Regions from separate parts of the Homo sapiens genome. Here region 1 is linked to region 2. A link is a loop called in an ENCODE intact Hi-C map of the cell type or tissue named here. Cell type or tissue: Calu3. All regions are shown on one strand. Each heading gives the region's core, and the rest is flanking DNA. Links, peaks and the distances in the headings are about the cores only.

Region 1 (11,224 bases), core at 1,437-9,436, 58 kb after region 2:
ATAAAGATAATTGTACTGACCAAACTTATTGGCACATGACAAATAAATATTCATTTTCCCCCCACCCTCACCTCTAGACTTTATGAATACATATTTAAAAGTTAGCAATCAGAAAACTTTATGTTCAGGCTAGATTCAAGTTTAATATACTCAATGAGACTAGACCAGTCCAATAACTTCTGGGAGAAACAATTTTTTCCTACTTCTGAGATACTAAGAAATAGTCCATTTACCTCAAAAATAGATTAGGGTATGACAAGAGGGAAAGGTCTCCTAAAAAAGACCTGTCAAAAGCCAAATGAAGTAAAAATATAATTCTTATAGCTAAATAGAAAAGCTATATGTTACCCCAAGCCCAAAGTCAGAAAGAAAATCAGTCCAATACATTGTAAATTGCACAAGAATGATACATATCCATACTCTGTTATTACCATGATTACAAAAGTAGTATCAAAAAAACAGGTGTTATGTATTCTGAGGAGCAGTAAAAATGTTTGGGCTGGTAATGTTTCGAAGTGATCTTCAAGAATCGAAAATTAGTGGTAAAACCCATTTCGAGGGTCACTTTCTTTTGTATTATTGTGATTATAAAGCCATCTAAATTTTGCAAAACCTTTCTTACATGAGCCAAATTAAAAATACAAAACAAACAACATAAGGAAAGTTCTGTTTCCTGCTAGTCTGCATTTTTTTCTGGTGGTAGCTTAGAGGCTTGAAATTTTATGTTGCAATTACAGTATTCTCCTTTTAGAGTACCCTTGAGGCTTTGTTGACAGCCCATAGCTGCCTTTATCTTCCATGTGGGTTAGTGTAAAAATGACACATGTAAAACCACATTCATCATCAGGAAAAAAAGAAGAGTTCATACCTCTTTCAAATTTTAACCTCTGATAAAGTTGAAACTGGTCCACAGGTACCAAACAGGCAATCTGAAACCAGAGACATAAAAGGTTGAGACTTCAGTCATCATAGTGCCCTGAGTTACCAGCCTTTTGATTTCTCTTTCTGGCTTTGCTTATTATACTTTCTCTACACCAATTGTTTGCAAACCTCTTTTTCTCCACACTGTTCATGTAGTAAAACACATGCAACAATTTTCAAGTCATCCCCACTCCACCACCATAGCTGAGAATCACTGCTGAAGGGAGCAGTTACAAAACTCATTGATCACCTTCTACCTTCAGTCAGTGGCTACCAAGACCAGACAACAAAATTTTATTACAGGGACTTCTAAAATTATTCATATTCCTGTATTAAAGATGCTTCCTTTCTCTATATCTTCATTTAAGAATTTTTTGAAATTAAAGTTCTAGCTTTGGAATCCTGAAAAACTAAAGTCAGGTAGACAGCATCTCAGGAATTATGCAAATGTCATTTGTCACCTAGGAAAGAGTACCTTTTAAACAATATAAAAATCATGTCTTCTGACAAGAGTCACTTCCTAGAGCCCTCGGTTATGGGACATTGACATCTCAGACTCTGGTAGAAAAGAAATGCCTAAAATATTTCTTGCAACTAGACTCCTATTTCCATTTCAGATGGCAACATAAACCAAAGGTTTACTAGTAAACAACAACAATTCACACTTAACTGAATGACATTTCAAATTAGTTATTTTTAAAGGCAGATGCAGGAAAAGCTAACTGCTCTTAAACCAGCATTCTAAACATTTTAATTCCATTGATGTCAAATGTAAATATATTGACATAACTTAAAGATTTATATATGAGAAAATAAAGATTTTCTCATATATAAATCATATATAAATCAAATCAAATCACATTTGATATTAGCCTTCCAGACATCCAGTAAGTTCATACAGGACAGAGTTTTAGCCCTGACAACTCCAACTCTAAACTATCACCTTTTTTTGGCACAAAACACACCTACATTGACGTTCTTGCAACTAAGGAAAGGACATCTGCTTTGAGAAAACTGGAGTAAGAAAATGATGCAGCTAAAATTGTATTTAACAAATATTATACCTTTTATAATGCATTCAAAATCTAATCCTTTCCCTTATAAATAATCTCAAGTTGTTTATTTCGCAAATGAATCTAAATTAGCTAAAATGTATAAAGGACCACAAAACAAGTTTGGTCTTCCTCATTCCAAGTAAAGTGTGGTAAAACATAACTTTAATTATAAAAACATTTTTATCCAAATTTTCTTTCTCCAGTTGGGGAGAAAATGTTGCATTTTCATCTGGTACCTTAAAGCTCCTTAGCAATCTTTACAAAAAAAATTATGCGCAATATCATGTTATATGTATTTTACCATAGTTCTTTCAACAGTGTGGTTGGACTTTTATTACACTGAAAGTCAACTTTATTCATCTGTTATAATGCTACCCAGACATCTTTCCTGAAAGACAAAGATGTCTCAAATAAAATTCAGAGTTGGAGACAGAAGGTACAAGCAAATGAAGTGATAGGAGGCATTTAGGAACCAGAGTTCAGTTCCTGACTTTGTCGCTAATTCATCATGGGTGGAGGACAAACAAATGCTACGTCAGCTTCTGGACCAACATGACTTGGGGGGTGATACCATCTGGGCCCAAGAGACCTCAATAATATTCTATGAATCTTTTTTTAACCACCACCTTCTTTGATTCCAGAAGACAGTCTTGTACCCCACTCACCCTCATCTAAAATAGTTTGTGGACTGATGACCTCCTTTTAAATCCTTCAAAGTCAACCCCTAAAAATTCTGATTCTTTTTCAATGATGAGCAATTTATATAAATGTCAAATACAGTTTATGGAAGACAAGGCAAACGGAAGATGTTTTAGATACAGATGAAATGTTAATGTGAAAAATGACAGAAATTAATGCAGTAAAAAGTAAACAACTGTAGAGATGGATGTTTAATTTTAAATTAGAAAAATAAATTTCATTGGAGTACATACTACTGCCAACAGGGAAGTCATAGATTTCTAATTTTTTTGTCTTTTATGGTACTTTGGATTTCTCATTTAAGTCAAAGGTTTGTATGGAACGAAGACTTACTAAGGTAAATCAATTTTTTAATTGAAAGCTGTGATTACAAGAAGTTAATTACTTTGCTTCTCATTCTATTTGGTCCTTTTGGAATGAAGACACCCATAGAATGCACCATTCTCTTCCCTAGTTCCCCTCATTTAGACTTGCATCTTTTGTATTACTGTTTTTTTAAGAGATGAGGTCTCACTTTGTCAACCCAGGCTGGAGTGCAGTGGTACAATCATAGCTCAGGTAGCCTTAAACTCCCGGGCTCAAGCAATCCTCCCTCCTCAGCCTCTCAAGTAGCTGAGACTACAGGCATGCACCATCATAACTGGCTAATTTCTTAATTTTCTGTAAAGATGGGGTCTCGCTATGTTGCCCAGGCTGCTCTCAAACCCCCAGCTTCCAGTGATCTTCCTGTCTTGGCTTCCCAAAGTGCTGGGATTACAGACATGAGCCAGTTGCACCCAGTCACATTTTTTCTAAATATTTGTTGACAGCTTACCATGAGTAAAGCTTTGGTCTGGAAGCCTAGCATACAATGAGACAGGACATACAGAAGCTACACTCAAGAGGCTGAAATTACTTAGAAAGCAATAAACATAAGATTTACAAAAGATCTACCCCTTGATGTTGTCTGTTGGATTTTGCAGATTAGAACTAATTTTCTGAAATATTTCTATTATATTTTTGGCTTTAGATGAGAGCTGTACAAAAAAAAAACACAACAACAAATGATACAAAAGGTTAAATTCCTGGTTCCACTGTCATTTGGAGCTAAGTCACTATTGCTCAAGACCTCCATTTTTACAACTGTAAAATTGAAATATTAATACTTGTGTTAGGATGATTATTAGAAGACTAAATCAGGCTGCAGGTAAAAGGGCTACAATCAATTTTTTGAGGATATTCACAAGTACTGTAAAATTGACTGCTACACCTGACAATCCTAGAGAATAAAAGAGATTATGAAGAGGTATCTTGTGGTATGCATTTATCTTCTTTCTGCCAACCGAGAATTTCCAAATCATTCAAAATCACACCAGACCATTATATAAAAAGTTGCAAAACTTGTATAGAGAGTTACCAAATGCCATTCCCCCAACTTCCCCTAATAACACTTTCTAAATTTAGTTGCTAAATGCCATTCCAACTTCCCCTAATGATAATCATAGTATTGAAATAATGACATTTATATTTCGATACAATAGAATTAAAGCATCTTCGGGCCTTATTCAAATCTCACTAATTGTTCCACTAAGGTCTTTTTTTCAGTCTAAGATCCAATCCAGGTAACCAACTTGTACCTAGCTGTGGTATCTCCTTGACGTTCCAATCTGGGACAGTTCTTCAATTTATCTTTGCCTTTTGTGACTTTGATGAGTTTGAAGAGTCCAGGCCAGTTATTTGTACAGTGTTCCCCTAATTTGGATTTGTCTGATGCTTTCTCATGATTAGATTCAGGTTATGAATTTTTGGCAAGAATATCACAGACGTGTCCTTGGGGCCATCAGGAGCTACATGAGGACAACATGTCTCATTATTGATGATGTTAACTTTTTTTTTTTTTAGTGTGTGATTTGAGGTGGGTTTTATTATTATTATTATTATACTTTAAGTTTTAGGGTACATGTGCACAACGTGCAGGTTTGTTACATATGTATACATGTGCCATGTTGGTGTGCTGCATCCATTAACTCGTCATTTAGCATTAGGTATATCTCCTAATGCTATCCCTCCCCCCTCCCCCAACCCCACAACAGTCCCTGGTGTGTGATGTTCCCTTTCCTGGGTCCATGTGTTCTCATTGTTCAATTCCCACCTATGAGTGAGAACATGTGGTGTTTGGTTTTTTGTCCTTGCGATAGTTTGCTGAGAATGATGGTTTCCAGCTTCATCCATGTCCCTACAAAGGACATGAACTCATCATTTTTTATGGCTGCATAGTATGTTAACTTTTTAATGTGGTTAAGGTGGTATCTGCCAGCTTCTCTATCATTTGGAATTAACAATTACCTTGTAGGGAGATATTCTGAAACTACGCAAAATCCTGTTTCTAATCAAACTTTGCCCACTAATTTTTGTATCCACTGACAATTCTTGCCAAAAATAATTATTACTGTAATATTTGCTTAGTGATTTTTCTATTTCTATCATTCATTTTGTACTTGGTGATTAAAATTCCACTGTAAGAAAAAGCTGTCCCTTCTCTATTTATTCATTTTTTAAATTTCAGTCAGCATAGACTGCAGACATTTATTTTATTCAGTGGCTTCTAATTCATTACTAACCAAATCCATATTCGAGCAGTAAAAGCAAAGCTCCCTAGGTATATTCTCAGCTATCAAGAGACCACTACCCTGAGATCAACTACTTAATGGTCTTTAATTTAAAGTTAATTTTTGCTACTTCTTCTTTGAAAGCTGTGCTAATTTATTTATTGTTAAACAGAAATTTCTCTCTCCTATCCAAGCACAAAAGACAACTTTTGGTCCTCATGATCATTCTAGAAACTCTTTCCAAAGGTGGGGGAAAACACCCAAACTTTAATTCAAAGATAAAATAAATTCAGTTTCATGTTAATAGAATAAGAGCAATAATATCAGAATAATGACAACAAAAGCTACTAATTGTCCACAATCACTATTTTGTTTTGTTTCATTTCTGATAAAAATGAACCTTATGATCCTTATTAAATACTCAATTCTGGCCAGGCAAGGTGGCTTACGCCTGTAATCCTAGCACTTTGGGAGGCCGAGGCAGGTGGATCACGAGGTCAGGAGATTGAGACCATCCTGGCTAACAAGGTGAAACCCCATCTCTACTAAAAATACAAAAAATTAGCTGGGCGTGGTAGCAGGCGCCTGTAGTCCCAGCTACTCAGGAGGCTGAGGCAGCAGAATGGCATGAACCTGGGAGGCGGAGCTTGCAGTGAGCCGAGATCGCACCACTGCATTCCAGCCTGGGCGACAGAGCAAGACTCTGTCTAAAAAAACAAACAAACAAAACAAAAACACTCAGTTCCTACTCAGCTGAATGTCTTTGCTTTTCCATTTCATCCCTAGCAGAGCATATCCAGGGAAGCCAGACCACACCTACACACGGGAGTGCTGTAACTGTTACACACAACTGTGATTTAATCTCTCTAACGTCCACAACCAAGAAGAAATGAAAAGTGAGGCACACCTGTTAATCAGTATTAACCACGATCATAATATTTAAACAAGCATCACCATCTACACTAACACTGACCTTACCCCCTCTCAGAAAAAAACAAAGCAAAAAAGGGAGGCAGAAAGTGAAGCCTGCTCACCACAAAAGTATTTATGCCAAAAGTGGTGTGTGTTCCCATATGAAGTGTTAATAAATACAATGTATATTGCTTTTTAGTTAAGAAAAAAAGACTCAATTAAAAAAATGAAACAGAAATTGGGGATAGGCTTTAGAGAACTGCTACCCATCAGAGTCCGGAAAGCCCAAACAGAAGGAAAAAGCGCCCAGACTTTACTTAGGTTTGGTCCTTCAAATCATGCTTCTGCTACAGTTGCTTTAAAAATTAAACAGGCTGAACAAATAATAAAACATATCAGAACATCTGGAGATGGAATTGACCACTAGTAAGTGGATCATTACAACCTGTCAAGGTTTGGGCAATTTGGGGGATGCTATGACTTGCAAAATCCAGGGCAGGGGAAATAACACTCACTGTGCGGATCAATGTCTAATCACATTAACATAGGAACTAAAAATGTTTTCACAACGCAGAGAACGAGAGCTGCTCTTCCTAACAGAGGAGAAAAACAGCACATTCACCCATTCACCTGAGTGAAACTAACAAGCTGAAGTCTCTCACCTGAATACTAGATTAAAAATCCTGATTGGAAACCATATGTGGGCATCACTGTCTGAGAGGCAGAAGGCAAGAAATGGAATTCCAGGGCCACTGATCTTCGCAGTCCACTGTAGAGGGCAGCTTTCACTGGTCTTTGTTTCACATGTGCTATAGAAGTCTCTGTACATTATCTAACCAAGATCATCTTTCCATATATCATCCCGTCTTTTCTCCCTCCACTCAGTCATAAGTAAAAAGGGACATATCCATACACTCATGTGACACATTCAACTCACTGTGGCTTAGTTTTCTATGTGCCATTAGTTAAAGAATTTTCTTAGAAACCTTATTACCCACTTATACAGTTTTAAGTACATTTTAAAACAAAGTTTTAACTACTTTCTAAAATGTGATTCAGCCAGGAAACTCAAAAATATCTATTAACTCTGGCTTGGCGGATTCCTCTAACCCCACCATCTCAAAGGTTTACTTTTCTCCAGCCAACACGTATTGCAGCCAAAGGTTATTACAGACACACTCATCCCTTCCCATTCAGATCCTTACACCACAGTAACAGGAATATGGCCTCTTGCCTGGGCATTCTCACCCTTCCTTTGCCCTAGCTTCCCACCATGATAATGGGAAGGAAGAATGTTAAGAGATGGCAAGTGGAGGCAGAGGATTTGGGAAGAACACCTGGATTCCCTATCACTGTAGCCAACTTTCCCAAAGCCACCCAACTAAATATGCAATCTGAGTAAAAACTGTATTTATTTTGCAAACATAGCTTCAAATTCCCCAGTACTCGATCCCTCCTCCACCATACCTCCACCCCAGGTCTCCAGAATGCCCTGCCCTAACTCCCTTCTTACAGAAATTCTGAAGCCTCCATTCAGCTGCACCCACCCTTTCTCTGGTGCACACTGCGGCACTAGCAGTAAAAGGCAGGCTGGTCATTTCAGTGCTCCAGGGCTTAGAAAGAAGATTAGTGAGTGAGAAGCTCTTCCCTGCCCTCCACTGACACCTAGCAATTGGAAGAAGTTAAAACTCTCAGGCCATGTAATGGCAGGTACTATTCAAATAGGAATATGCACTCACCACTCAAAATTCGCACAGGCCAGACAAATGGTTCAAACTTTCCCAGGAAGTGATGGATGCTACTTCAATAACACTACATGGGAACTGCTTAAATTAGACATCACCTTTTTTAACAGGGCTACTAACTTCAAGCAAGGGCTTCGCCTGAAGTAATGCTATTGGAATAAACAATCTGTGTCCTGCCTCTCATAATTTCATGTTGGACATGATTACAAGATCAAGTACATTGGAAAAGCTCTGCAGAGCAAAAGCTAAAAGTACCAGATGATGCAATAGAGGAAAGTTTTACTTTTCCCTGGCTCCTAGTGTGTTCACCTCTAGCCACAAGTCCTCCTGAGTCACTGTCTCTCACCAGCTTCCATGACACTGAAAGGGAAGCTGCCGTTTTCTACCATTTCCTATACAAGGGAACAGTAGAGTCATCCCTCAGTATCTGAAGGGCACTGGTTCCAGGACCTCCCGCAGATACCAAAATCTTCAGATGCTTAAGTCTCTGATATAAAATGGGGTAGTACTAAAATATAACTTATGCACATCCTCTCTCCTGTATAGTTCAAATCATTTTTAGATTACTTATAATACCTAATACAATGCAAATGCTAGGTAACTCATTATACTATATTGTTTAGGGAATAATGACAAGGAAAGTCTGCACGTGTTCAGTAAAAATATTTTTTCTGAGTATTCTCCATGGGCAGTTGAATCCCCAAATGCAGAACCCATGGACACTGAGGTTCAATTGTACTTGAACTGGGCATTAAGTGCGTCACTAAGGAGGCTACTCTTCATAGATAAAATTTAGGAGGCATAATCACAGCTGAGCCAATTTGGAAAAATCAAGAAGGCAGGTACATGGAGCACAGCCAACTCTGTAAGCTAGACCTGCACAAGGAAGCACTCAGAGGAAAGAGCTTACATTCCTGCCATCCTTTGAAGATGAAGAAATGTTAGACTTAAATGCATTTGGTAAGACAGAGAAGAATGAAGAATCACGTGTTGTAATATAAATAGCAGCAAGACAAAGAGAACCAGGCTTAATCAGAATTATTTTTAACAAGCAAAGTATATTTATGTGTTACCTGTGTAATTAAGCATTTTTTAAAAGGCAGAAGGAAGTAGTAGTCATTGAGATAGAACCTAGTCAAGCATATGTGAATGAACCCCATTGTGGTATACTCAGTAATATATAGATTATAAGCCACATGTTATAACTGTATGCAATAAAATCTTGATCTAAAGCAAGTTAGAAATGAAGGTGGTACAGTCCAATTCATGTGTGTGGTATTTACTTTCAAAGGAGGAGGCCTATGTAAACTGATGCAGCTACCCATATCTCCAATATAATCTTCTATTCCATTTTCAACTCAAAATGATTATCAATTACCACTACCACGTATTTTTATCACTGAAAAAGACAGTAGCAAGTTGATAGAGAACATTTGATTCTTTTTTTTTTATTTTTTATTTTTTTTTGAGATGGAGTCTCGCTGTGTCACCCAGGCTGGAGTGCAGTAGTGCAATCTCAGCTCTCTGCAACCTCCACCTCCTGGGTTAGGCTGTGTAAGCCCTGCTGGGATTACAGGTGCCCACCACTATGCCTGGCTAATTTTTTTGTCTTTTTAGTAGAAAGGGGTTTCACTGTGTTAGCCCGGATGGTCTCGATCTCCTGACCTCATGATCCGCCCACCTCAGCCTCCCAAAGTGCTGGGATTACAGGCGTGAGCCACTGCACCTGGCCTCCTTTTGTAATTTTTAAGACTCATTATGGGTTTGTCTGGTTTTAATGCACAAAAGTAAAATGCTTTTATAGTAAAACTGGATAAAGAGAACCAGAAGGACAGAGAAGGGATAGAGTGGGGAAAGGATAAGGAGAACAAAGGAGGGGGGAAATACAAAGAGAAAATGTCTATTCAAAGAAAATGAAGCCAGATGTGGTGGTTCACACCTGTAATCCCAGAACTTTGGGAGGCTGAGGCAGTAGGATTGCTTGAGCCCAGGCTGGAAAACATAGAGAGACCCTCTCTTTAAAAAAAAAAAAAAATTAAAAATTAGCCAGGCATGGTGGTGCACATCTGTAGTCCCAGCTACTTGGGAGGCTGAGGTGGGAGGATCGCTTGAGCCTGGGAAGTTGAGCTGTGATTGTACCACTGTACTCCAGCATGGGCAACAGAGGAAAACCAGGTTTTAAAAAAGAGAGAGAGAGAGAGAGAGAAAGCAAGAAGCAAGAAAAAAAGAAAATGAGAAGACTACTTAAGCTCTGCTCTAGAGAACTGCAAGACAGACACTATAGCCTGTCCTGATCCACTTACCTGGGCACACTGGCCCCTTACATTAGATACTCAAAATGTCAGTGCCTAGTGGCTACCATTTACTGAAAATTCTAAAACACTATGCATTTGAACTTTCTGCACTGATGGAAGTATTTTATTCTGTGCTGTCCGGTCTGGTAACCATTAGCCACATGTGACTGCTGAACACTCAGCAATTACTGACTAGCATGATTGAACTAAATTTTTAATTTCATTTAAATCAGTCTAGGTTTAAATAGCCACATGTGGCTAGTGGCTACTGGATTAGTCAGCACAGGTCTAGAATACAGGAATCCGATAAATGTCATGGACTTTTTTTGAAATTTCACCAAGCTATTCACTTATGTTTAATAGATTTTATGTGCATGAATTCACTAAGATTTCATAGCAGACACAGCTCCTGTTGCCTGCCCCACTTCTTGCATTTCACTTTTATAATTATCTGACTCGTTATAAGTTGACTGTCTCTCTGCTGGACCAGAAGCTCCATAAGAAGAGCACTAGCGGGCCTTTCTTATTCTCCTCTCCAGCCCAGCCTGGAATGGGGCCAGGCACACACTGTGGTCTTTATTAAGACTTGCTGACCCATCAGACACCTGAGAAGCAAGTCAAAAAGGAAGTGTCTTTCCTGGAAGGATTATGCATAGAAAGATACACCCAAATACCCAAGACTCATTTTAAAAACAATTCTGAAGTGACACAGATCAACAATATTCTTAGTAACTAGTCCAATTTCTCTCCACTATAGCTCTTTTTACCCTACAAAAGTCAATAATATATCTCTCCACAGGGTTTACATACTCGATATTACCTTTTTACCAAAAAAGTTATTCCATGATTTTCTTAAATCACTTCTAAACAGATATTCCTTTTATACTTCCCTAAAAAACGTTATATCTCACTTGTAGCACTCAGCCACTAATCAATAAATTGAACACAGGATGCCCAGACACAAATTGTTAAAAACTGTCTATACTAACTTTCTGACTGCTTCACTTACA
Region 2 (11,224 bases), core at 1,308-9,307:
CAGATTATGAAAGCTTCCTAATCAGCTTCTGGTAGGGGAAGGAAGGCAGCCTTGGACTCATGATCATCAGGGTGCTAATGAGCAAACCAGGCAATTCTGGACTGTATGCATTAGCAGCCGTTGCTCTGTGTGGCAGAATACACAACCCAATCAGAATGGTTTCAGGAACAAGATCTCTTGCTCTAAGTGATAATCTAGAATTTCAAAGCTAGAAAAAAACCCAAGAAGTCATCTATTAATAATGCACCTCTTCATGACACTATAAAGAAACTGGGGTTTGACTGGGTACGGCGGTTCATGCCTATAACCTCAGCACTTTGGGATGCCAAGGCAGGAGGATCTTGAGGCCAGGAGTTTGAGACCAGCCTGGGCAACATGGTGAAACCCCATCTCTACTAAAAATACAAAACAGCTGGGCATAGTGCCGCACACCTGTAGTCCCAGCTACTCAGGAGGCTGAGGCACAAGAATCGCTTAAACCCAGGAGGCAGAGGTTCAGTGAGCCGAGATCGTGCCACTGCACTCCAGCCTGGGCAACATAGTAAAAAAAAAAACAATCAAAACTGGAGGTCAAGGCGTAGAAATGACTTGTTGGGTGCTCTTGACTTCTTAGTGGTACAGCTGAGGCTACTTGGTCTCCTGGCTTCCCGTCAAAAGACCTTTTATGAACACACAACCTGCCATAAAACACATTGTTAATTAATCTTTATTTTCCTTCTTATCAGAGGAAGCCTTAAGATGTTAGATAACCTGTATTTCAATAAAAAGACCATAATAGAGAAGAAAAATATGTTTCTTGACACAAATCATAAATGTCATTTCCTTCCTGGCTACACTGCTCTCTCCTTCTCTCCTTCTCTCTAATACCATACCCTCCCCTCCCTCAATATATATCGCAATGCCTAAAGACAGAGAAGCTCTTCATACCATTGCCCGTGAAAACTGCCTAGGGAAAGCCTATGTTCCAGTCTGACCCCAGAATGAATTAAGAACAAAATTCAGTCTTGAATGAAACATGGCTTTAGTTTTGTTGACTTAACAGATTTTATCCCAGCACATTTTCTAAGCTTTATTTATCACCTCTATATCCGCTACTAGCTCTGCTAGAGGTGAAATCAATGCCAACCCTGGCTATTAAACCATGAGCTTGTAAAATTCCCAGCATTTTGCTAAAATACCAGGCAATCCTCAAAGGAAGCCTATCGCAACAGAAAAACAAAACAAAACATAGACTTTCCAAACCAGGGCATATTCAACAGAACCATGAATTGAGTGAGAGTCAGGAAGCCCAGATAGAGGCCCAGTTCTTTTGCCACTTGGCAAAAGATACCAGCCAGGGAGCTTTGCTTTCCTTACCTGAAATCAAGAAGGTTGGACTAGATAATCCCTAAGTCTCCTCCGTCCACAAGTTTCTATGATTCCATATAACCATATGGATATCCTCCATGATATCTGGAGTGATGTGACTTAGGTTGGTTCATCCAGAAGCATAGACAGGTTTCCAAGGGCCGCCTTGGCAAAACACTTTAGAAAACTCAATATTTCTGAGAATGATTAATGTTGAAAACAATGGGATCACCCGAGTTGGAATTTGCCCAGTAGCCGGCTTTACTTGGAAGAAAAGACACAGAATTCTGTTGGCCACAGGCTATTATTCAGGTTGTGGGATTGTTTCTCCATAGCCCAAGCACCACCTTCCCAGCACCACAACAGAGGCCTCATCTGATACTGACTCAGAGGGCACTTTCCCCATCTAAACCCCCATACTCTGTTTTCCTTGGAACATTCTCTGCAAACATTTAACTACAACCCAACCCTGCTTATCTCAAATGAATGTACCAGGTCTGGCTCCTTCTAGTACACAGGCAGGAAAATAAAGAAACAAACAACTCACTGCTTCTTTATTCATGTCTTCCTGAGCAAGGAGGAAGAAGCAGTGAAGAAGAATCAAATAGGAGGAAGATGACACTAGAAATACTAAGTGGAAGAACCAAGGACGGGGGAGAAAGCATCATTAAGGCAGTCAGTTGAGAACTGAGTGAGTAGTGGCTTCTCTGCTACCCATATGTTAAATTAATGATGGAAGCTGATGGATAAATTGTATGATTTGCACAGAGCAGTATACATTTCTCAAAAGCATGCATTCAAGAGGCCTTAATACTAAACACAAAAATTGGTGCACAGCAGCCTTCCAATTTAACATTCAGAGCCTTGATTTCAACTGTGATGAAGATGCTGAAATCAGTGTGCCCTTGAAAGAACTGAGCACATCAAATGATAAGGATAGAGTAGCTAGGATGCACTTTCTCTGTAGCAAAGTTCACTGAGGAAGTGGACCCTCTGGTAAGCTTCTCCCTTTCTCCTTTCCATCATACAACTTGAGCATACCAAGTGTTATGGACTGAATGTTTGTGTCCCTCCAAAATTCATATGTTGATGTCCCCAACGTATTGATATTTTGAAGTGGGGTTTTTTGGGAGGTTTAAATGTGGTCATGAGGGTAGAATCCCCATGATGGGATCAGTGCCCTTATAGGAAGGAAAGAGACCAGAGTTCTCTCAAAGAAGAGGTCATGTGAGCACACAGCAAGAAGGCAGCTGCCTACAAGCGAAGAGAAGCGTCTTCAGAATGAAACCCTCCTTGCCAAAACCTTGATCTTGGACTTCCTTAGCCTTCAGAACTGGGAAAAATAAAATTACTATTGTTTCAGCCATTTTGTTATGCAGGCTGTGCAGACTAAGACACCAAGATGCAGAAGTCATGGTCCTTCAATTAAGTTATTTACCAAGACCTTCAGTCGGTGCTATAGTGCATGGGTTGTCTTGAGCCCTGAGTTTAATCCACACCACAAAGAAGTTCAGATAAAACCCAAGGGTTACAGGTTACTCAGTAGAGTTTTTTCAGATAAACAGACCTCTGGTGCTTCCTCATTCCTCTCTCTGGTTTCCAACACAGATGTTCCTTCACAGACCATGAGGCAGGTCTGAGTTCCTCGGACTCTTCTGACCATTCAGTTTTTCTCTCATGGTCTGCAGCACACCATTTAGCACTAAATTACATGCCATCCTGTAATGATGGACTTTCCCCCTTTTTTTTTCATTTATATTCTCCCTGAAGCTCAATTATAAGCACCTAAAGTGCAGAGAGCATATCTCGTATTTTTTCAGCCTCCACAAAAACCTGGCACAATGCTTAGTATATAATAAGGAATCAGTAAATGTTTGATTTATTGGTCAAGTATAGAGTAACAGGTTTTGTGAGCAGGTATAGAGCAGCAACTTGTTACAATCCTCATTTGCGCCGTGGAAATGCCTGCCATCTTTTACCATCAGGATAAAGAGCGTTTCTCTTAGCGCCACATCTAATAGTGATCATTGCTTCTATCTGCCCGGCACGTCATAGCACACAAAGTTGCTTCAAAAAGATTGTGCCTGCAGGTTCCTTCCCACAAATCTGGGAAGCATGATATTCAGATGGGGTCCCCTTTATAGACCATAAAGCCCAGCTCATCAAACACCACCTCTCTCCCCAACCCTCTTCAACACTATGTGGGATGGCACCAGGGACCACCAACTCTAGCAAAAAATTCAGTGGATGAAGTTTAAAATTGCTGATTTAAAAAGCAGAAGTCTTAAGGGGGAAATCTATATAACCTAACCTAGATAATGGAAAATTTTTTAAAAAGCAGACATGATCAACTTTCTCACATTCGAAATTCCTCTATGATTGTGTACACATTAGAGAATATAGTTTAGCTGTTCCTTTAAAAAGAAAATTGATGTAATACTTTAACAGGAATGAGCAACTGCTTTTCCAACCTTTTGCATCTAAAAATAGTCTATGCCCCACAGTAGGGGTAGGACCAGGGAGCCCTCCTCAAGCGTTAACCTGCCTGATATGCACACACCCTCAGAGCTGTGTCTGTGCGAATGTCGTCCACAGATTAGGGCTACACTAGCGCCCTTCGTTCTCAGGAACGTGAAGATGTAGCATATATTATGGGATGTAACCCTACACACAAGTAGAGTGAAAGGCTCTTGGAGATCATAGAACCAAACAGCCTTTATGGGAAAAATAAGTCATAAAATGTTAACCTTGGGTCCTTAGCCAGAGAAATGAATGCAAAAGAGGAAAGACGCTGTGAAAATTCCTTTGTCCAAAAGTGCAAACAAATCTCCAATCTGTTACACCCAAAGAATGCTTTTACTGTGCAGACGACCCCCAACCTGCAGAATCAGGATCAGCATTTTATTTTTTTATGAACTAATAGATCAAATTACTTCAATAGAAGTCAGAGCACTACCCACTTACTTAACATAAGACTTGCTTCATTTAATTCCACATATTAAAATGTGAAGATTTATATACAACTGCACTGGGTCTTCCTTTAAAATGTATTTCTTACTACAGTGGTGGACAAAAAAGTTTGAGAAGTCTTGCCCTAGCAGCAGCAAGATTGTTGGAGGGGTAGTACTGTTTGCACTTCCTCCTTTCCTGGTATTAGCACAATGAAAGAATAGCATTGTTTGTTTTCTGATAGAGCATCTCTCTCCCCAGGGCAGCTGAGCAGGTAGTAAGTCTTGGATTCTGGCCTGCAAATAATGGCTGCATCGTTGCTGAGTAGATGAGCCTTAGGCAAGTTACTTAACCACTCAGGTCTCAGTTTCTTCATTGTTGTATAGGGACGCCACCTATTTCATTCAGGACACAGTGGAGACTAAGGATTGCCTCTAAAGTACCTAGCACAGTGCCTGGTGAATAAAGTTCTTCAAGAAATGTGACTTTCTGCCCTGTCCACATTCCACACCCCACCCCTCGTCTTCTGTAGGACTTGTGGGTTGGCACCTGCATTTCTCCACTTTTCTTAGGCTGGGCTTTGTTGACTGTGAAAATTCCTCATAATACTCCAACCCAATCATCTCTAGAGGCAGTCGCTGAATCAAAATCAGGCAAGCATATAATTTAGTCCAGTTTTCAGAAATGCATGTCTCAAAAAATATATAAAGCAAGACTTCATGAAGGCCTGTTCTTTCATGGCTTGCACAGAATAGAGGCCTAAGAGAAAGGCTTTGATAGATGAATGGTTTCAGGATCTCCAGGGTCTCTGAAAAACATCAGTGTCATATTTAAAGCGATAAAACCAACTTCTGTATCTCCTCCATCTTACTTCACATTCCTTGTGATCAGGGGGTTTCCACAGCACCCGGGAAAGACTCTTGATAAATATTAACTAAGGAAAGACAGACCAGGAAAAACTCTTACTTTTCTCCTGTCCTGGCACAGTCATTTAACTGTGAAAGGTCAGAGGAGCCTTTGTGTTTAGTCTGTTCTTGGGGAACCCCCCCATCCCCAAAGAGGAGCAGCCCTTCTTTAGCCTGTCTCAGACTCTCAGTCAGGTGTTAAACTTTTCTAAACATGGAAGAGCAACTGTCCCAATTCCAATACCCTGAGAGAAGCAAGTTATTCATGGGGGGCTCTCTGCCATGCCACCCAACCCAGCAGTGTTTATGTGGGGACGTTTACTCTCAGAACATTCTAGTGCCTTGTCTATCTCTCACTGTTGCCATCTTGCTCTTGCACTCCCTCTTACTCCATCTTTCTACCCAGTTCAGTTCTTTCCTGCATCTCTCCTATGTCTCTAGTCAGAATACCTTCACTTGTCTTTCTATCTTGTTTATACCTTTCTTAGAGCACTTACTACAGTTTGATTTGTGTAACATTTACTTTAAAAGATGCCCGTCTTCCACCATAGACCGTGAGCACCTTGGGAATATGGACTGTGTCTTGTTTTACCACCTCCCCTGACCTTCATCCATAGCACAATGCCCCACCCATAGTGAACATTCAACAGAGGATGCTGAACTAGATTGAACAGAATCCCTACTACTTCATTTGTTCATTTGTATCTAAAACCAAGTCTCAGGGAACTCTTTTTTTGCCATAATATCAGGAGAGAGGTTGTTGTTGTTGTTGTTGTTGTTGTTGTTGTTTTGAGATGGAGTTTCACTCTTGTTGCCCAGGCTGGAGTGCAATGACTCGATTTCGGCTTACTGCAACCTCTGCCTCCTGGGTTCAAGTGATTCTCCTGCCTCAGCCTTGCAAGTAGCTGGGGTCACAGGGGCCTGCCACCACACCTGGCTGATTTTTATTTATTTTTTTAATTTTTAGTAGAGACAGAGTTTCACCATGTTGGCCAGGCTCGTCTCAAACTCCTGACTTCAGGTGATCCACCCGCCTCGGCCTCCTAAAGTGCTGGGATTACAGGGGTGAGCCACCGCACCCGGCCAAGAGACAGCATTGTTAATAGACAAGAAAGAAGGATCCAGAGAAGTAAGGAAGGTAGAGAGTAGAAAAAAGCTTTCTTCTCCAACATTCATAGCTGTCTTTCGTATTTCTTTGTATGCCACATCTGCCTATTTGCCTAATGCTGCACTACCAATTCAGCTATGGCTTGGGGACTGGTTTTACCTGAAAAGCAACTAACTCAGTCTGAAAGTTTCAAAGACTTCCTGGATCTAATGAGAATGTCACTGCATTTCAATTTAGAATCCTTTCTGCCATATCTCTAAGCATTTTCTAACTAAAGAACCAATCTCTCTTAAATAATGTGTTCCTTTGGCTCCCACCCACAATTCTTTCCGTTCAGGCCTTTAGAGGCGTGCTGAGCTGAGCCCCTGTGGAGGGGGATGGTGTCCTGCAAAGCCATAACTGCCCACACTGCTATGTGAGCATCTATCCACCGCTCCCCCAGTGGTCATTCAACCTGTGCGGCTGCTACTGTCACCAGTGTAACGCATGATGTTTCCTGGGAAGCAATGCTGGGAGCCCTTTTGCAGTGGCTGGAACAATATTCCCAACATACGTTCCCATGGCCAGAACAATGCCGAGGCTCCTTCCAATTCTCCTTCTCCCTCTGCGGGTTTGGTGATTGCTCTTTGTGGGGCCTGGCTGAGTCACAGATGGACACAGTGTTCTGTGCCCTCACCGCCAGGATGCCTAAGGCATTTGCATATGGTGAATCCCCCAGCCAGGATATTTACAAAAGCCGAAGAGAGGCATTTTTCTCCTTCAGAACTGACAATGGCTTTGATGCCTAGAATATGTTCCATTAGCAACAGAAGCCAAAAAAGGTTAGACAGAAAAGTTTCCCTCACAGTGGTTTCCACCCAGTAGTATTTGAAAAGACTGAGTAGCCAGGGCCTCTGGGGCTACGTCTGAATTCTATCTGGCCTGGGCTCTTCACTTATCCTTCAGACCATCAGTATACCCATGGACCATGGGTATAAACTGGTTACAGACCTTGCATAGACTCTACCATGACTTGAGCAACTAGAATACTGTCTGGAGACTGTCACCTTTATTCGGGTTCTTCCCATTCAGCATATCTGGAAAAATAAACAAGACACCCCAGATTCCCATGTCCGTGCCCTCAAAAGGAAATGCAGGGAAATGTTATTTATTTGTCATGATCTGTGGCCTTACCATGCACACAGCTCCTGAAATAGAAGACCAGCATCATTCTGGTTGATTCACTCTCCCCCATATCCAGCAGGTTCATTCTATCTAAATGGCTCTCTTACTCTTCTTCTCTTGTTCATACCCACCATCATATGCTACATCCAGTTAATTATATCAGGTTCATTGCTTTTCTCCCTACTTCTCCCTCAACCTCCTTCCACAAAACTATCAACATAATTTTTCTCACACGTAAGTTTCATCTCGTCACTACCTTGCTCAAACTTTAGCAATGCCCTAGTTATCTTGGAGATAAAAGCTGATTTCTTCAAGTCACTTCAGGATTTGGTCCTCTCCTACCTGTCCATCCATCCTTACATCCCCCCTACTCTTTATACTCCAGTGATTCTAAACAACTTTGGACTAAGCAAACTTGCTGGACTCTTGCATACCTCCAAAGATGTTCCTCTCCCTAGAATGCATCTACTCCCTGGTCTGTTCCCAGTCTTCAGGACTGCCAAATATTCAGTTGACTTGCCCAGTTTCATTCGGCTTCCCACTCACCAGCCAGGACACGTTAGTCCATTTTTTATCTGTGCTCTGTTTCTTCAATTGGCCAAGGTCAGCAAAAGTTTGAGGAGGATTTAGTTCATTTTCCCTATTCCACCATCCCAAGCAAGAAAACCTTAAGGAGCACCCCATAGGGTGGAATCTGACAATGAAGATGACCAAGTGATAGGCAGAACAAGGAGGCAGAAAGGAACTGGATTCTTGGTGACTTTGGGTGCCTGAGTCAAGCTTGCCTGGAGCCTACTCTATATCAAGACTTTTCTGTTTCATCAGCCAACAACTTCCCTGTATTGTTTAAGCTTGTTTGAACTGGGTTTTCTATCTCTTGCAACCCAGAGGAGCTTATCTGATGCAACAGAAATTAATATTATTCTCTTTGAAAGACATAGATTTCCTTAAAATAAATGGTAAAATAATATAAACTTGCATGCACCAAAGGAGCTCAGTAAATGCACCACTGATTAGAGTCAGGGAGCTTGAATTCTACATGAAAATTTGCCTGCAGCTTCTTGAGGCCCTAACCTCTCATGCTTTATTCTTCTATCTGTAGATTGACTCTACTCCTACCAACTCATTCCTTAATGTATAACATAGTTGCTAGTTATAAAGTCTGGAAAGAGTTCTATTGTTCCTTTACATGTGCAGTTATTTAAAAACATTTATTATTTATTGAGCACTTACTATGTGCTTGGCAGTAGGTGTCAAACACAGAGAAAAACCTGAGATATGTTCTAGGCCAAAGTTTGGCAAACCGCAGCTCAGGGGCCAAATGTGGCCCCTCTCTTGTTTGCATAAATAAAGTTTTATTGAAACACAACCGTACTGACTCATTTATGTGTTGACTGGCTGCTTTCACACTACAACAGCACAGTTGGGTTGTAACCACAAAGACCGTATGGCCTACAAAGCCTTAAGTACCTACGATACAGCACTTTACAGAAAAAGTTTGCCAACCTCTGTTCTAGGCTATTTACCACAGCTAAATAAACCTCCCTTCCCTGAAAAACTGTAGCAAAGTATCTTTCACTCACTTTGGTGTAATGCAGACCCAAATGTCAAATTACTTCCCTAGAAAATAAGTATAGGAGGGAGAAAGAAAAAAATTTTAAACATAAATTCAAATGAGTACACTTTTAGTTTCCAGAATTAATTGGTACCACAGATAAGATTCAGGCCCTGTGAACCATCATTAAGGTCTTCCTTGAGAGAGGAGGGGCAGAAACTGTCCTAGCTGGTGTCAGTGAAAATCCAAGTGCAGGCAATATGACTCATTACAAAGAAAAGAGGTTCGCTTGGCTTTTTTTCTCCTTCATCCTTTCCCCTTGCACAGTTTACTTCTCAGAACAAGATTCTGGTTTCAGAAACTATAGGCAGAGACTAAGATAGATAGATAGATAGATAGATAGATAGATAGACAGACCAGCTTATTTCTAAGTATTAATGCAAAGGCTAAAATCTAGAAATTAGGTTTCTGATTTTTTTTGTATTGGTCTATGATGACTCACAGGTAAGCTTCTAGACTAAATAAACTGTTCAGAATAGTTCCCATTCCCATTGTGCATTCAAGGTTTTCATAAAGCTCTTTTGCAGTACCAGGAGGATTAACACCATAATCACTTACATTGTTATACCGTGGAGTGGAAATACCACAGGCCATTGAGGCCAACAGTTGCCTGTTTCAACTTGTTTTGCCACTTACAATGTGCGCAACACAGAAGAATGTATTTTTCTCCCTCTCCTCTGAAACGCAGTTTCCTTAAGAGTATGTGGAATATGAATCCTCGTTTTCTAGAGTTGTTAGGGAATTGGATGAGGTCACGTGGGAAAGCATCTAACACCGTTACAGGCACAGAGCTGTGTTTCCATAAACATGGTTTATTTCCTTCTCCCTATATCCTTCTGTATCTGAGCAAATGAAAAGCATGCCCTAGTCTGAACAAGAGAATCACAACTTCCTAATATTCAGAGTCTTTCCTGTGTTAAATGGAAAACAAAAGTTACAAGTTGAGAGATACAAAGAGATTTAATTGTGTTCCGGGACTTTCTCCTCATTACCTCAACTCCCAACCCCAAGATCAAAGATGAGAATAGGTTTCTATTTGTACATGAACAGAAAGCTGCAGGCATCAATCAGTAGTAACCACTAATGGAAACTTGGCCACTAGTACCCTCTCTGAGTCTGTCTGACACATTTGGATCTAATTGGCAGTCTGCTTTAGAACAGCCAAAAAATATATTGTCATACACATCATGGATCAAAACGGAGGCAAACTTGCTCACAGCCACAGGGTTTTGGTTGCCAAAATTAGGCAAGCAGGTCTGTGGGTTTTGTTTCAAACAGGTAAATGCTTGCTAGCTTATTTAGAGAAAACCTCTAAAAGATCCTGATTTAGCTAGTTTGGATCCAAAACATGAAGGGACAAGAAAAAGCATTCAGGGTGGCTGGCATCTTGGGTGGTCAGAAGGAGAGACCAACCTATTATTTTCATCCTGCCTCCAAGTAAATTGGAAATTAATTAATATTTTCTCTGGGCTTCTGAGTGACATAGGTTTTTCAGTAAGAGAAGTGCCCCAGGCCTAAGCTCGGAAATGTCAACTATACCTAAAAATAATTTAAAATTCACTATGTGTAGGACAAAATGAAATTTCTCCTTTTAATAAAAATCAACAAAAAGAATGTGTCAAGTCCAATATTACACAAAAATACTACAATATTACAAAATTACAAAAAATACTACAATATTACAAAACAATACACTTTATGGTCGAGCAGAAGGTAAATGATAAGTGTTCTCATTGAATACTGTTAATCTTTTTAGTGTCACAGCCCCCTAGAAATGGTGTACCCTCCTCCCAGAAAAATACATCACCATACAACTTTACATGCAATTTCAGTAATCAGTGGGCTTCCTGGGAACCTCCCATGAACCCCCTTGGGTACGATACTTCCTAGGTTAAAGATTCCTGTGTGAAATCTATCAAATGGAAGGACAAAGCCATTTACTAAATGATGACTTACCTTTCTAGGTCTGCTGTGAGTTCTATACAATTATGCCAGCCTTAGCCTATTCCCACCTGCAAGGACCTCCAGCTCACCAGTTCAACATTACTACCTTCATCTAATATCTTCCTACTCTCAGAACCCATTGGAATATCCATTATAGAGAACTAGGAGAGCCATGGCCCAAACTCTTAAATA

The links. A loop is a pair of places that touch in the nucleus more often than their neighbours do. Peaks named below come from ENCODE experiments on the same cell type or tissue, not always from the same donor. Only the 100,000 strongest peaks of a DNase experiment are listed, where the experiment ranks them.
Region 1: it touches region 2 in a loop (5-fold over the local background); 9 of 110 quality-filtered maps call a loop at or near these places.

What each region holds. Positions count from the first base shown.
Region 1 is chr6:18,429,389-18,440,612 of GRCh38, reverse strand. RNF144B (ring finger protein 144B) reads right to left here. Exons shown (of 8, transcript NM_182757.4): 4 at 869-929. Among named protein-coding and RNA genes, the nearest start is that of RNF144B, 48 kb to the right of the region's middle. In Calu3, for the core only: no CTCF peak of the experiment used is centred there; no DNase peak of the experiment used is centred there.
Region 2 is chr6:18,487,139-18,498,362 of GRCh38, reverse strand. It overlaps LOC105374955 (a long non-coding RNA gene), which reads right to left and starts at 1,503. Exons shown (of 4, transcript XR_926549.3): 1 at 1,357-1,503. In Calu3, for the core only: no CTCF peak of the experiment used is centred there; a DNase peak (open chromatin) is centred at 4,812.